2 separate regions of the Homo sapiens genome follow, and region 2 is linked to region 1. A link is an interaction called in ENCODE POLR2A ChIA-PET data of the cell type or tissue named here. Cell type or tissue: GM12878. All regions are shown on one strand. Each heading gives the region's core, and the rest is flanking DNA. Links, peaks and the distances in the headings are about the cores only. Region 1 overlaps VASP (vasodilator stimulated phosphoprotein). Region 2 overlaps MARK4 (microtubule affinity regulating kinase 4).

Region 1 (8,325 bases), core at 204-8,203:
CAGCAGCCTGGGTATCACCAGGGCACTTGTGAGAATGTGGAGTCTCAGTCCGCCCAGCCCACCTGCACCAGAGCCTGCACTTTAACCAGATCCCCAGGTGATTCATGTGCACGTTAAGGTTTAAGAAATAGCAACTGGGCTGGGCGCGTGACTCGCGCCTGTAATCTCAGCACTCTGGGAGGCCGAGGCGAGTGGATCACCTGAGGTCAGGAGTTCGAGACCAGCCTGGCCAACACTGCGAAACCCCGTCTCTACTAAAACTACAAAAATTAGACAGGCATGTTGGTGCACACCTATAGTTCCATCTACTCAGGAGGCTGAGGCAGAATTGCTTAAACTCAGGAGGCGGAGGTTGCAGTGAACTGAGATCACACCACTGCACTCCAGCCTGAGAGACAGAGTGAGACTCCATATTAAAAAAAAAAAAAAAAAAAAAAAAAAAAGGCCGGGCGCAGTGGCTCACGCCTGTAATCCCAGCACTTTCGGAGGCCGAGGCGGGCGGATCACGAGGTCAGGAGATCGAGACCATCCTGGCTAACACGGTGAAATCCCGTCTCTACTAAAAATACAAAAAATTAGCTGGATGTGGTGGCGGGTGCCTGTAGTCCCAGCTACTCGGGAGGCTGAGGCAGGAGAATGGCATTTACCCGGGAGGCAGAGCTTGCAGCGAGCGGAGATCGCGCCACTGCACTCCAACCTGGGGACAGAGCGAGACTCCGTCTCCAAAAAAAAAAAAAAAAAGCAACTGGGCTGGGTGTAGTGGCTCATGCCTGTAATCCCAGCACTTTAGGAGGCTGAAGTGGGAGGATCACTTGAGCCCAGGAGTTCAAGACCAGCCTGTAGACCATCTCCACAAAAAGTAAAAAAAAAAAAAAAATTTGAAATGATCCAGGTGGCCAGACATGGTGGCTCACACTTATAATCCCAGCACTTTGGGAGGCAGAGGCAGGTGGATCACTTGAGGCCAGGAGTTTGAAACCAGCCTGGCCAATATGGTGAAACCCCTTCTCTACTAAAATACAAGGGCCGGGCATGGTGTCTCATGCCTGTAATCCCAGCACTCTGGGAGGCCTAGGCGGGCGGATCACAAGGTCAGGAGATAGAGACCATCCTGGCTAACACGGTGAAACCTTGTCTCTACTAAAGATACAAAAAATTACCCGGGTGTGGTGGCTCACGCCTATAGTCCCAGCTACTCGGGAGGCTAGGGCAGGAGAATCGCTTGAACCCGGGAGGCGGAGGTTGCAGTGAGGCAATATCGTGCCACTGCACTCCAGCCTGGGCAACAGAGTGAGACTCTGTCTCAAAAAAATAAAAATAAAAACAAAATACAAAAAAATAGCTTGGGCATGGTGGCACATGCCTGTAATCCCAGCTACTCAGGAGGCTGAGGCACGAGAATCACGCGAACCCGGGAGGTGGAGGTTGCAGTGAGCTGAGGTTGCACCACTGCACTCCAGCCTGGGTGACAGAGCAAGACTCTGTCTCAAAAAACAAAACAAAAAAAGAGCCAAGTATGGTGGTGCACACCTGTATTCCCAGCTACTTAGGAGGCTGAGGCAAGAGGATCACTTGAGCCCAGGAGGTGAAGGCTGCAGAGAGCCATGATTGTGCCAGTGCACACCAGCCTGGGCAACAGAGCGAGATCCTGTTTCTGGGGCAGGACCTACCTATGTCTTGATCTGGGAGGTGGTTTCCCGGGAGTGTGCCTGTGTAAAGTTCATGGAGTACTGATCCCTGAGTAATCGTGCATTTTTTTTGTGTTTGTTTTCTTTCTGAGACGGAATCTTGCTCTGTCGCCAGGCTGAAGTGCAGTGGCCTGATCTCGGCTCACTGCAACCTCTATCTCCTGGGTTCAAACACTTCTCGTCCCTCAGCATCCCGAATAGCTGGGATTACAGGCGCGCACCACCACGCCCAGCTAATTTTTGAATTTTAATAGAGACGCAATTTCACCATGTTGGGCACGGTGAAACTCCTGACCTCAGGTAATCCGTGTGCCTCGGCCTCCCAAAGTGCTGAGATTACAGGCATGAGCCACGGCGCCGGGCCAATGGTGCATTTTACACATAGGTGCACACGGTCACACTGGAATGCACAAAATGCTAGTGATAATTTTCCATGATAACAATGAATTCGCTCTATTTTACCGACGAGTAAACCAAGTCCCAGCAGGGTAAAGCGGCAGCCCCAGGCCACACAGCCGCATTCACTGGTCCCCTTTGCCCGCCGCCATTTCTGACCTTCCAACGCCTCTAGGGCACTGGCCATGCCGGCGGCAAACTGGGCCGCATCCTCCTTGCTGCCGAAGTTGAGGCCCCAGACCTGGCGAGCGTCGCGCCACTGATGGAAGTTGGGGGTGGCCTGGTTATACTTGACACCCCGGACGATGGCACAGTTGATGACCACCTGGTGGGAGGGGAAAGGGGGGTGAGGGGCGGCGGGCGCAGGGGTGGGGCGGGTAGGGGTTCAGCCCACAGAGGGGGCCGGCGGGAAGCTGCACCTGCTGGTCGGGCTGCATCTTCCGGCCCACGACGCGAAAGGAATTGGCCGTGGGGTTGTGGTAGATCTGGACGCGGCTGAAGGCCTGGGGACCCGTGCCAGCAGGGAGCCATCGCTTGTTGCCATCATCATAAAGCATCACAGTGGCCCGGCTGGAACAGATGACCGTCTCGCTGCAGGCGGGAGGAAAAGGGAGAGGGGCCGGTCACCTTCTTATCTGGGTCTCTCCTGGGAGATTCCAAGGGACAAAGACAGTGTGTGGAAGGAAGAGAGTGACACAGAGGGAGGCAGGAGCCACGTGGACAGAAGGAGACGGGGGAGACAGATCAGGAGAGAAAATCAGATCAGGAGAGACAGGCAAACACACAAACGAGATGCAAGAGACAGACGCAGAGAGAGGTGGGAAAGGGAGAGTCGGGTTGACAAAGAGGAGAGACAGACTGAAGGCAGACAGACAGATGAACAGATGGGGGAGGGGTGGGGAAAAAGGATGGGCAGACAGGGGACCTGGAGGAAGAGGCAGACACAGAAAGAGATAAAGATGGTCTTGGCGTGGTGTCTCACACCTGTAATCCCAGCACTTTGGAGGTTGAGGCAGGAGGATCACTTGAGCCCAAGCATTTCAGAGCAGCCTGGGCAACATAGTGAGACCCCATCTCTAATAATAATAATTATTATTATTATTTTTATTTTTGTTTTTGAGACAGAGTCTTGCTCTCTGTCACCCAGGTTGGAATGTGGCCTCGACCTCCTGAGCTCAAGCGATCCTCCCACTTCAGCCTCCCAAGTAGCTGGGACTACAAGCATGCACCACCACACCCGACTAATCTTTTTTTTTTTTTTTTTTTTTTTGAGACAGAGTCTTACTCTGTCACCCGGGCTGTCCTCGGCTCACCGCAACCTCTGCCTCCCAGGTTCAAGCCATTCTCCGCCTCAGCCTCCTGAGTAGCTGGAATCACAGGCATGCACCACCAAGCCCAGCTAATTTTTTGTATTTTTAGTAGAGACGAGGTTTCACCATGTTGGCCAGACTGGTCTCGAACTCCTGGGCTCAAGTGATCCATTTGCCTCAGCCCCACAAAGTGCTGGGATTACAGGGGTGAGCCACCACACCCAGTCCACAAAAAAACTTTTTTAATGAAAAATAAAAAACACAACACAACAAAACTAATAAGAAGGAAAAGATAAAGATGGAGAGACAGGCTGAGGGGTGTAAGAGGCCGAGGCCAATGCCAGTGGGGGGATGCGGGTTAGCAGAGCAGAGGGCAGGAGGGAAGACAGAGGGGCCAGAAGGAGGCCAAGAGCCCAGAGCTGCACTAGGGACCAGCCCCTGCCTGACCTCAGTTTCCCTATCTCTACGCACCCCCCTCCACCACTGCCTGCTCAGGAAGAAGCTGAGGCTTGGGAGGGGAAGTGTGAGGCCTGCAGCAGGTTGGGGACCCATCCCAGACCTCTGAGCTCTTCCTCCAAAGGGACTTCCCGCTGCCCACCCCTCGCCTGGCTCCCCAGGGCACTAGCGGCCATTCCCCAGATACTCCCTGCTCTGTGTCTGGCCTATATTGGGTGGGGCTGGGGATGAAGACACAGCAGTGACCCAGACAGCTCCGGCACCACCCTCCTGGGGCTCACAGTCCAGTGTGGGAGACACAGCTGTCCCCAGACGGTACCAACCCAGGTTTAGGACCAAGGAGCCCAGGGTCTGGGGGTACCCTGAAGGAACGCCTGCCCCAGCCTGGAGAGTCAGGCAGGACTTCCTGGAAAAGGCAACGTCTGACTTAGCCTGGGTGGGAGGTGTCAGTAAACTGGTGCAGAGTTCAGGAGCTGATATCCCCAGACCTGGGTTCAAATCCCCACTGAGCCACCTACTTCATGTGACTCAGGCACATGACCTTCCCACTCAAGACCTCTTCTTGCCTGTGAACTGGGAAAATGACAGTCCCCACCTCCAGGGCAGTGGGGGAGGGGCACATGAATCTGGGCACCTAAAGGGCTTGGTACAGCCGGGTGTGGTGGCTCACGCCTGTAATTACAGCATGTTGGGAAGCTGAGGTGAATGGATCGCTTGAGCTCAGGTGTTCGAGACCAGCCTGGGCAACATGGTGAAATCCCGTCTCTACAAAAACGTACAAAGATTAGCTGGGCGTGGTGGTGTGCACCTGTAGTCTGAGCTACTCAGGAGGCTGACGCAGGAGAATCGCTTGAACCCAGGAGGTGGAGGCCGCAGTGAGCTGAGATCACGCCATTGCACTCCAGCCTGGGCGACAGAGTGAAACTCTGTTTCAAAAAAAAGAAAAAAAGCTAAGTGCTTGGTACAGCGTCCAGCACACGCCGAGAGCTCAGTAACTGTCAACATCCCTCTCATGGGCACCACTGGGGCCCGGGACAGCTACAACCCTCGGGACCCTCCCACCAGCCCCTCTGGGAGGTTCAATCCCCTCTCCCCCAGTGAGGAAACTCAGGCCTAGACAGGAACTCAAACAGGAAGTGACTTGCCCAAGGTCACACAGGGGAAGGGGAAGCACTGGTCTCCTCCCCACCCCACCCACACCAGGCTTTTTCCTGAAATGGGGAAGTTGGTGGTCAGAGGTTTCCGGGGACAGAAATTAGACACCCCCCGCAAAGCCTCTGTCTCTAGGAGGGCTGGGGGCTGGGTGTGACACTGATGCTGGGAAGTCAGGGCAGGGAAAGTCCCTAGGCAGACTCAGCTGTGGGTAGGGACCTGGGGTAGGGACCCTCAAATTTACCTAATTGTGCCATCTCCCTCTTACTAGGCATTTCAGGTGGATCAGGGGCCTTAAGCCCCTCCCCCAAAGTCACTCATTTTATTCTCACTGCAGCTTATCCAGAGAGCCACTCATTCTAATTTTGCAGGTGAGGACTAGAGGCCCAGAGAGGTTGAGTGACTTGCCCACAGTCACACAGCTACTGAGGAATAGAGTGAAGATGTGAATTCAGGCTTCCAAGCCTTAACCACCGGGAACTGTGTGGGCCCCACCCAAACACCAGGTGCCCTTTCCAGACAAACACAGCCTCGGGGGCTGTTTCTGGCTCCTGCTGCCCCTGGCAAGGCAGGGTTAAGGCCTCGGCCTCACCCACACCTGCCACCCACACCCAGGGCCGACTCTGGCCAGGAGCCCGGGGCTGCTGCTGCCCCGCCCTGGCTGCACTTTGCTCTCCCAGGCAGCCCTGCCCTACTGAGGCTCTGGACTGGCCGGAGAACAGGGCGCCTGCTGGGTGACCAAGGGGTGGTCTTGCCCCTCTCCAGGGAACACTATACCCATTGTAACAGAAGGATCCTGTTAAAACACGAGGTGGGGCGGGGAACGGTGGCTCATGCCTGTAATCCCAGCACTTTGAGAGGCCGAGGCGGGAGGATTGCTTTAGTCCAGAAGTTCAAGACCAGCCTGGGCAACACAGTGAGACCCCCCATCTCTAAAAAACAAAACAAACTAACAAAAACCTACAAGGTGGGATGTCTCTTCTTCTTCTTGAAGGCTCCAGGCTCCTACGGAATCAATGCCAAGTTCTCTCCAGGGCCTCCGTGATCTGTGTGTCCTCAGATCTCATTTCTTCCCGCTCCACTGTCCCTTGGGGACTCTGTTCCAGACCCTAGACCTCCTACCCCCATGCTGCTCTTCCCGCAGGCCAGACACATTCCTGCCTCGGGCCTGTGTGCTGCTTCTTCCTCAGGCCTAGCCTCTCCCCACTTTCAGGTCTCTCCTTAGATGTCACCCCTTCCAAGAAGCCGTCCCTCACTCCCTTAGCTGGAAACGCTTCTCTCCTTTTCATCCCCTGCTGCACATTTCATAGCAGTGACCCCTGCCCAACACAATATTTGTCTGTCTCCGCTGCCAAAAAGGCAGAAATTTGTGTCCCAGTTGTTCACTGCTGTGTCCCCAGAACCTAGAATGGCGTCCAACACATAGTAGGGACTCAATAGTTACGAAACATCTGTAAAAAAAGGCAAACTTTGGCCAGGGGAGGTGGCTCACGCCTGTAATCCCAGCACTTTGGGAGGCTGAGGCAGGAGGATCACTTGAGCCCAAGAGTTTGAGATTGGCTTGGGAAGGCTGGGTGTGGTGGCTTATGCCTGTAATCCCAGAACTTTGGGAGGCCAAAGCAGGTGGATCTCTTGAGGTCAAGAGTTCGACACCAGCCTGGCCAACATGGTGAAACCCTATGCCTACTAAAAATACAAAAATTAGCCAGGCATGGTGGCTCATGCCTGTAATCCCAGCTACCCAGGAGGCTGAGGCAGGGGAATCACTGAACCCAGGAGGCAGTTGCAGTGAGCCGATCTCAGACCACTGCACTCCAGTCTGGGAGACAGAGCGAGACTCTGTCTCAAAAAAAAAAAAAAAAAAAAAGGAGAGAGACTAGCTTGGGCAAGATGGTGACCTCCGTCTGTACAAAAAACTTTAAAATTAGCTGGGTGTGGTGGCGCTTGCCTGTAGTCCCAGCTACTCAGGAGGGTGAGGCAGGAGGATCACTTGAGTCCAAGAGGATGAGGCTGCAGTGAGCCTTGTTCAGGTCACTTGCACTCCAGCCTGGGCAACAGAGCAAGACTCCCTCACAGAGCAAGACTCCCTCACAAAAAAAGGCAAACTTTTACCTAGGACACCTAACATTTCTCAGTCAGCCTGGGTCCCAGACACTCTTCTTGGTGCTTGACACCAATTTCCCTGCTGCATGACTCTACAACCTCATGGGATAGGCTCTGACGCTCACCCTTTTGACAAGGGGGAATTGCAGGCACAGAGGAGTGAAGGCACTTGCCCCAGATCACACAGCAAGTAAGCAGAGGGGCTCATAGTTGAAACGAAGTTCCCACAAGTTCTTAACTTCATTTAAAGATGAAGAAGCAGAGCTAAATTGAAATTTTTAAAAGCCAAAGTACAAGGTAGTGTTGATCAGAGGCTTTACAAAACCAAAAAAAAGGTCGGGTGCGGTGGCTCATGCCTGTAATCCCAGCACTTTGGGAGGCCAAGGCAGGCGGATCACAAGGTCAGGAGTTTGAGACCAGTCTGGGCAACATAGCGAAACCCCGTCTCTACTAAAAATACAAAAAATTAGCCAGGCGTGGTGGCGGGCGCCTGTAATCCCAGCTACTTGGGAGGCTGAGGCAGGAGAATCACGTGAACCCAGGAGGCGGAGGTTGCAGTGAGCCAAGATCACGCCACTGCACCCCAGCCTGGGGGACAGAGCAAGACTCCGTCTCAAAAACAAAAACAAACAAACAAAAAAGGTAGGCTAGGCGCAGTGGCTCAAGCCTGTAATCCCAGCACTTTGGGAGGCCGAAGCAGGCGGACCTCTTGATGTCAGGAGTTTGAGACCAGCCTGACCAACATGGTGAAACCCTGTCTCTACTAAAAATAGAAAAATTTGCTGGGCGTGGTGGCGCGTGCCTGTAATTCCAGCTACTCAGGAGGTGAGGCAGGAGAATTGCTTGAACCTGGGAGGTGGAGGTTGCAGTGAGCTGAGATCGCGCCACTGCACTCCAGCCTGGGCGACAGAGCAAGACTCCATCTCAAAAAAAAAAACAGTGAGGAGCATATATAAATATATCTGCACTCAGAGTGGTGATATATGCAGAGACTGTTTCCCAAGACACTAACTGTGGCTGCCTCCATTGAGGGGAACTCAGGAACTGGGGAGGGAAGAAACAAATATTTTGTACCATTTATCTTTTGAGACAGAGTCTCTCACTCTGCACCCAGGCTGGCAGTGGTGTAATCTCAGCTTACTGCAGCCTCCACCTCCCAGGTTCAAGCAATTCTCCTGCCTCAGCCTCCCAGCCTCCACTTCCCGAGTTCAAGCGATTCT
Region 2 (8,325 bases), core at 166-8,165, 240 kb after region 1:
CAGGAAAAAAGATAGGATGAGATAAGTGAGAGACAAAGGAAAAACCACACAAGCAGAGAGGAAGCAAGACAGAGAGTGTCTGCTCTGGGTCTGGCTGCTTTTCCGGTTTTAATCCCTTCCTGAGCCTGGCTGTGCATTCCTGCCTCCAAGTTCCATGCAATGCCCTGTGTCTTTATAAGACATTCCTCCCTCTCTGAGGTTAGCTCCAGTGGGTTTCTGTTGCTTGCCAATCAGAGAACCCTGACGTAACTGTAAGTCTGGGCCTTGGGGAGAAGGAGGGTGCGTGAGGGCGTGGGGTTGATACTCACAGAAATCGCTATGCCTGCGCTGGCGGTGGTAGGTGGAAGAGGAACTCCGCTGCCCTTTGCTGTGGCTGGTGCCTTTGCTGGAACTTGTTCCGTTGGTGGTGTCGCTGGGCGCCCGCACCCGTGCCAGGGCCAGCCCTGGGGCGCCCCGGTCCCCACCCTCCTGCGAGAGGATGACAGATGAGGCTCTTCTGCACCCCAAGTCCCTCCACCCAGGCATCACGCGTCCCCAAGGGCCCCTGGCGCCCCCTGACCTCAGTCTTCCTGCCCAGCAGGAGGTAGGTGGCGGTCACTTCGTTGTACTTCTGGCTGGTCAAGGACTCTTTGATTTCTTCCCGTGTGTAGCCCATACCCACCATCACCTCTGGGAGGGGGGGATGGAGAGAAGTTTCAGACTCCCAGAAACTTTAACTTCCATCCATTTCTCTTTTTTTTTGAGACAGGGTGTCACTCTGTCACCCAGGCTGGAGTGCAGTGGCACGGTCACAGCTCACTGCAGCCTCGGCCTCCCCAGGCTCTGCTGATCCTCCCACCTCAGTTTTTGTATTTTCAGTAGAGACAGGGTTTTGCTATGTTGTCCAGGCTGGTTTGAAACTCCTGGGCACAAGCAATCCACCCACCTGGGCCTCCCAAAGTGCTGGGATTACAGGCATAAGCCACTGCACCTGGCCCACTTCCACTCATTTCTGTGTCATTCACTGGTGTCTGCTCTTTGACCTGTCCAGTACCCATCCTCCCTTCCCAACAGCACATTGATTTCCTTTGAAAGAACATTCTTTCCGCTCAGATCACGTGGATGGCTCCCCTGCTCCAACCCTAAGGCAGGCGGATAACCCAGGTCTGGCTAATTAGTGTGTTCTACACCCAAAGCCACACTGACTGCTTCATTGAAGGCATGTGACCCAGATCTGCTTGCCTCCTGGAGAGCAGCCTGGGAAAAAGCTACCACAGAAAACATTCCCAACAACTGTCTCTGAGCACCTGGATACAACTGTGCCTGAAGGCTGCATACTCTATTCATTTTAGTTATGTGGCAGAATAAATCATCACTATTAGGTTAAACCATACAAAATTGGTGGTACTGACAATTTTAAACCAAAAAAATGGCAATTTCATATGGTTCAACTTTTTGTTGTGTTCAACCTACTAATATAATTAGGTTGATACAAAAGTAATTCCGGTTTTTGCCATTTAATGGTAAAAACCGTAATTATTGTTATTTTAGATGGAATTTTGCTTGTCGCCCAGGGTGGAGTACAGTGGTGCAATCTCAGCTCACTGCAACCTCTGCCTCCTGGATTCAAGCAATTCTCGTGCCTCAGCCTCCAGAGGAGCTGGGATTACGGGTGCCTGCCACCACACTCATCTAATTTTTGTATTCTTAGTAGAGACGAGGTTTCATCATGTTGGCCAGGCTGGTCTCGAACTCCTGACCTCAGGTGATCTGTCAGCCTCAGCCTCCCAAAGTGCTCAGATTATAGGCGTGAGCCACTGTGCCTGACCTTTTTTTCTTTTTTTGAGACACGGTCTCACCCTGTCGCCTGGAGTGCAGTGGCATGATCATAGCTCACTGTAGCCTCAAATTGTTGGGCTCAAGGGATCCTCCTACCTCAGCTTGCTGAGTAGCTGAGACTACAGGTGCACACAACCACAACTGGCTAATTTTTTATTTTTATTTTTTTGTACAGACAGGGTCTCCCTATGTTGGCCAGGCTGGTCTCCAACTCCTGGGCTCAAGTGATTCTTCTACCTCGACCTCCCAAAGTGCTGGGATTACCAGCATGAACCACCTCGCCTGGTCTCTCTTTATGTCTTAATATCAAAGCGAACATGGGCCGGGTACAGTGGCTCACACCTGTGATCCTGGCAATTTGGGAAGCTGAGGCAGGCAGATCACCTGAGGTCAGGAGTTTGAGACCAGCATGGCCAACATGGCAAAACCCTGTCTCTACTAAAAATAACAAAAATTAGCCGGGCATGGCGGCAGGCGCCTGTGGTCCCAGCTACTTGGGAGGCTGAGGCACAAGAATCTCTTGATTCTGGGAGGCGGAGGTTGCAGTGAGCCGAGATTGCACCACTGCACTCCATCCTGGGTGACAGGATGGCTCTCCCTGACCCTCACCAATTCTCTTGGTGTCCCCGAAGTCCTCCTCGGGCTCTGTGTATGGCTTCAACTCCTCACCCTCATAGCCGATGTTGATCCATTTGTCTTTCATGATTTGCTGCAGGCATCAGGAGCAGGGAAGGGGGAAGACAGGTGTCAGAAGGAACCAGAAATCATACAGCTTCTGCCCTGCCCCAAACCTCCGAGGCCTAACACCCAGAATTGCGGGCTTCCTAAGAGATAGCGCCTCCTGGGCCTCTCTCTCCCCCACGTCCCCTGCCGGAGCCTCCTGATGCCACCCTCCCTCCTCCGCATCATCTGGGTCCCTGGCACCCTGTAATCATCCTAGGAGCTCATTAGCTAATTACTGGCAAGGCAGGGAGTGGGTGAGCCTGTCGGGGGGGTGGCGTCAGGACAGGCCTGGGAGCTTTTCCCTGGACGGCCTGTCTACCCCCACTCACCAGCAGCAGATCTTCGGTGGGCACAGGAGAGGAAAAGTGTGTCAAGAAGGCTTTTGTGGGTGGGGGCAGGCAGAGTTTAGGGGAGTCAGGAGACTAGAAGGGCTCCCGCTGGCTGTGAGGCTGGGCTCACCTCGAGAGTACAGCGTTTAGCTGGGTTCAGCACCAAAAATCTCCGCAGGATGCTCTCACAGTCTGTTGACATGTAGAAAGGGACCCGGTACTTCCCTCTGAGTACTCGCTCCCGCAGCTCCTGCAGGGATGGGGTTACTGGAGGAGGGGGTCTGCCCCGCCCCCCACCTATTACACACACACACACACACACACACACACACACACACACACACACACAACCTTTGTCCCAACCCCTTTGATAGAAGTGACAGAAGCTCTGAGTCCCAGTCCTTGACGAGGTAAGCAAAACCCCATTCCTTTCTCCTGACCTCAGTTCCCTGTCCATAAAATGGGAACATCATATGGACGCTGCAATTTAAAAAAAAAAATTCTTGGCCAGGCGTAGAGGCCAAGACCGGAGGATCGCTTGAGCCCAGGAGTTCAAGAACAGCCTGGGCAACACAGGGAGACCTCATCTCTACAAAAAATAAAAAATGACCTGAGCATGGTGGTGCACACCTGTAATCCAAACACGTTGGGAGGCCGAGGGAGGAGGATAGCTTGAACCCAGGAGTTCAAGACCAGCCTGAACAACCAGCCTGTCTCTACAAAAAAAAAAAAAAAAAAATTTAAGCTACATAACTTTTCATTCAGAGGAAAACTTGCAGAGAAAGTTTATTATCTGGCCAGGCACGGTGGCTCACACCTGTAATCCCAGCACTTTGGGAGGCCGAGACAGGCAGATCGCCTGAGGTCAGGAGTTCGAGACCAGCCTGGCTAACATGGTGAAACCCCATCTCCACTAAAAATACAAAAATTAGCTGGGTGTGGTGGTGGCTGCCTGTAGTCCTAGCTACTTGGGAGGCTGAGGCACGAGAATCACTTAAACTCTTAGGAGGTGGAGGTTGCAGTGAGTTGAGATCACGCCACTGCACTCCAGCCTGGGTGACAGGGCGAGATTCTGTCTCAGAAAAAAAAGGAAGTTTATTCTCTAAGTCAGGTAAGAGGGAGGTAGGTAAGTGAGTCAGCCACTGGGGCCTCGGTCTCCTTATCCGTGAAAGGGATTACAGGACCCACTTCACATGCTTGCTACCAGGGTACAGGTGAGTTAATATCCGTAAAAATGTGGCTGGGCGCGGTGGCTCACGCCTGTAATTCCAGCACTTTGGGAGGGTGAGGCAGGCAGATCGCCTGAGGTCAGGAGATCGAAACCAGCCAGGCCAACATGGCGAAACCCCATCTCTACTAAAAAAAAAAAAAATACAAAAATTAGCTGGGTGTGGTAGCAGACCCCTGTAATCCCAGCTACGCGGGAGGCTGAGGCAGGAGAATCACTTGAACCCAGGAGGCGGAGGTTGCAGTGAGCCGAGACTGCGCCACTGCACTCCAGCCTGGGCGGCAGAGCAAGACTCCATCTCAAAAAAAAAAAAAAAAAAAAATCTGTAAAATGCTTACCACATGCCTGGCCCAGAGCCAGAGAGCGGTATGTAAATATGAGATTCACTCAAGGGGAAGGAGACCCTACTGCCTCTCCTGCCTTCTCGTCTCTCCCCTCCCCCAGCCATGCCTGCTGTCCAAAGAGACACACTCCTCAAGGCCATTCATGGATTTATCTGCTGGCTTTCTCTTTAAGGGCCTTTTATGAGAGGCCCTACCAAAGCTGTGAAAAATAAGATAAATCCATAGCTTGGCAGACCAGGGGGAGCTCTTTCCATCTGAATAAAAAACCGCAATAGGCCAGGCGTGGTGGCTTATGTCTATAATCCCAGCACTTCGGGAGGCCAAGGTGGGAAGACCGCTTGAGCCCGTGAGTTTGAGACCAGCCTGGGCAACACAGCGAGACTCTGTCTCTACAAAAAATACAAAAATTAGCCAGGTGTGGTGGCACATGCCTGTGGTCCCAGCTACTCAGGAGGCTGAAGCAGGAGGATTGCTTGAGCCCGGGAGGTTGAGGCTGCAGTGAGCTGTGACTGCACCACTGCCCTCCAGCCTGGGTGACTGAGACCTTGTCTCAAAAAACAAACAGACAACAAAAAAAACGAAGGGAGGCAGAAAACAGGTAGGAATGAATTGAGCGTTGGGGGTGAACAGGACTCCTTTAGGACAGAGTCCTCTGCTGCAGCATTCTCCTAAAAGGGCTGAAAGATGCCCATGCCTGGGGAGCCTCTGCAGATCATAAAGGGCTATTAATATTTAATTTGGATCACTTTCAGGACACTTACCCCTTAGCAGGCAGTGTTCTAAGTGCTTTATGCATATTACATCCATTTTCACAACGCCGCGAAGCCCGGTTATAACGCCCACTTTCCAGACGAGGAGGTTGAGGCCTGGAGGGGTTTGGTCACTTGCCCCAGGATTGCACAGCCAGAAAGTGGCAGAGCCTTGGCTCTGGAGCCTGTGCTGTGTGACCACCATGCCACACTGCCTATCACGTGATGGGGGAGAAGAAACCATCAGGCCACCACTGCCACCTCCAGCGCAGCTCCCAAGCATGATGCTGTGGCCAGATGCCAAGCTCCAGTGAAGGGCTTAACATATGCAGACGGGCTGCAAGCAGATGCTTTTTTTTTTTTTAAAGAGACAGGCTCTTGTTCTGTCACCGAAGCTGGAGTGCAGTGGCGTGATCATAGTTCGCTGTAGCCTGGAACTCCTGGGCTCAAGCAATTCTCCCACCTCAGCATCCCAAGTAGCTGGGACTACAGGCATGCACCACAATGCCAGGCTAATTTAAAAAATATTTTTTGTAGAGATGTGGTCTTGAAATGTTGCCCAGGCTGGTGTCAAACTCTTTTTATTTTTTTGAGATGGAGTCTTGCTCTGTCGTCCAGGCTGGAGTGCAGGGGCGCAATCTCGGCTCACTGGAGCCTCTGCCTCCCAGGTTCAAGTGATTCTCCTGGATCAGTCTCCCAAGTAGCTGGGACTACAGGCACGTGCCGCCACGCCTGGCTACTTTTTGTATTTTTAGTAGAGACGGGGTTTCACCATGTTGGCCAGGCTGGTCTCAAACTCTTGACCTCCAGTGATCTGCCCGCCTCGGCCACCCAAGGTGCTGGGATTACAGGCATGAGCCACGACACCTGTCCTGAATACTCTTAGTGTCTTCATCTTACAGGTGGGGAAACTGAGGTTCAGAAAAGGACATGTCCAAGGTCACTCAGAAAGGAAATGACAGAGCTAGAACCTGCCTCTTCTCAGCTGTGTGCCTCCTTTGCACAGCAAGGCCTGGGGTGCCTGGTGGGGACACCAGGATGGCAGAAAGTGACAAGGACCTGGGGCAGGTAAGACACTGGCCTGGCCCTTCAAAAAGGTCTCTTAGCTTCATGCTTGAGGCTCAGAAAAATTATTCTGTGACAACACCTCCCCACCCCAGACTTCAGCTATGGCCGGAGTGTCAGAGCCTGTTTTGTTTGTTTGTTTTGTTTTGTTTTTTTGAGACAGAGTCTTGCTCTGTCATCCAGGCTGGAGTGCAGTGGTGTGATCTCGGCTCACTACAACCTCTGCCTCCCTGGTTCAAGCAATTCTCCTGTCTCAGCCTCCCGAGTAGCAGGGATTACAGGCGCATGCCACCAGGCACAGCTAATTTTTGTGTTTTTGGTAGAGACGGGGTTTTACCATGTTGGCCAGGCTGGTCTTGAACTCCTGACCTCAGGTGAACTGCCCACCTCAGCCTCCCAAAGTGCTGAGATTACAGGCCTGAGCCACCGTGCCCGGCCAGAAGGCTGTCTTGAATGAGCACTTTGCATCCCTGATCTCAGCCAGTCCTTAAAAATCACTGCCACAAGGTTGGTATCATCTTTTTTGTTTGTTTGTTTTGAGATGGAGTCTCGCTCTGTTGCCCAGGCTGGAGTACAGTGGCGAGATCTCCGCTCACTCCAAGCTCCACCTCCCAGGTTCATGCCATTCTCCTGCCTCAGCCACCCGAGTGGCTGGGACTACAGGCGCCTGCCACCACGCCCGGCTAATTTTTTGTATTTTTAGAAGAGACGGGGTTTCAGTGTGTTAGCCAGGATGGTCTCGCTCTCCTGACCTCGTGATCCGCCCGCCTCGGCCTCCCAAAGTGCTGGGATTACAGGCGTGAGCCACCACGCCCGGCCCACAGGGTTGGTACCTTTATGATCTTCATTGAACAGCAGGTGAGACTGAGGCTTAGAGGGGTTGGCTATTTGGCCAAGGCCACTGTGAAGAAGGGACTCCCTCCTCTTCATCACTCAGGGTTCCGCTTTGATGGTCTGTCCTCTGCAAGTATTTCCCTGACTTTACAATTTCATATCACAGTACGTGCTCCTCACGGGCAACGCAGAGCAGGACAGAGCGTCCCAGCTGCAGAATTCCTGCCCCAATGCACCCCCGATTCCAATCGAGAGGAAACACCAGGCAACCCAAATTGAGGGACGTTCTGCAAAATTAACTGGCCTGAACTAATCGATAATGTCAATGTCATGAAAGACAAAAGAGAGGCTGAGAACTGTTCCGGATGAAAGGAGACACAAGAGATGGCGCAGCTAAATGCAACGCAGGGACCCGAGTGGATCCCCGACTGGGAAAAAAAAATAGCTGCCAAAGATATTCCTGGGATGATGGATGAAATCTGAGTATGGGCCATGGCGTAGAGGCCAGGATTATACCACTGCTGTATTTCCTGTATGTCACCGTCAACAGGAAAACGCCCCTGGTCTCAGGAGATAACCCGCTCTCGCCTTTAGGGATAAAAGGACACAGCGTCTGCAACTAACTGTCAAATGCGCCATCAATGCCGATGAGGGCAGCAAAGATCATGTGCAAATACAGACAGATAGAGCAAATGTGGACACAGGCCAGCGATTGTGAAGCTCCTGAAACATACCATGTGTTATTTGCTCTACTGTTGCAACTTTTCCGTAGATTGGCAATCGTTCAAAATAAAAAGTTCAAAGGGGGAAAAAAAAAAAGCAAGCAACAACTCAGCCCACACCTCCCATCCCCTTACAGTATTCCCCCCAGCATAGCACAGGCCAGCATCTGATATCATATCTAGTTTGCTTATTGTTTTGTTAGCTGCCTGGCCCCAGTAGGAATGTTAGTCTGGGAAGACAGGAACTGTTTTGTTTGAAGCGAAGTGCACAATTCGATGGCTTTTAGTATATGCACGGAGTTGCACAATCATTACTACATTCAATTTTATTTATTTATTTTTTGAGACAGAGTCTCGCTCTGTCGCCCAGGCTGGAGTGCAGTGGCACAATCTTGACTCACTGCAACCTCTGCCTCCCAGGTTCAAGCGATTCTCCTGCCTCAGCCTCTCCAGTAGCTGGGATTACAGGTGCCTGCCACCACACCCGGTTAATTTTTGTATTTTTAGTAAAGA

What was found. ChIA-PET counts read pairs that join two places held together with the same protein. Peaks named below come from ENCODE experiments on the same cell type or tissue, not always from the same donor. Only the 100,000 strongest peaks of a DNase experiment are listed, where the experiment ranks them.
Region 2: POLR2A ChIA-PET joins it to region 1 with 6 read pairs; 2 of 35 experiments call an interaction of 5 or more read pairs at or near these places.

Annotation. Positions count from the first base shown.
Region 1 is chr19:45,512,013-45,520,337 of GRCh38, reverse strand. VASP (vasodilator stimulated phosphoprotein) reads right to left here. Exons shown (of 13, transcript NM_003370.4): 2 at 2,504-2,675; 3 at 2,244-2,409. Among named protein-coding and RNA genes, the nearest start is that of VASP, 8.7 kb to the right of the region's middle. In GM12878, for the core only: no CTCF peak of the experiment used is centred there; a DNase peak (open chromatin) is centred at 5,057; H3K4me3 peaks cover 3,264 bases; H3K27ac peaks cover 3,891 bases.
Region 2 is chr19:45,272,718-45,281,042 of GRCh38, reverse strand. It overlaps MARK4 (microtubule affinity regulating kinase 4), which reads right to left. Exons shown (of 17, transcript NM_001199867.2): 9 at 3,001-3,120; 10 at 2,428-2,527; 11 at 560-669; 12 at 309-468. Among named protein-coding and RNA genes, the nearest start is that of MARK4, 26 kb to the right of the region's middle. In GM12878, for the core only: no CTCF peak of the experiment used is centred there; no DNase peak of the experiment used is centred there.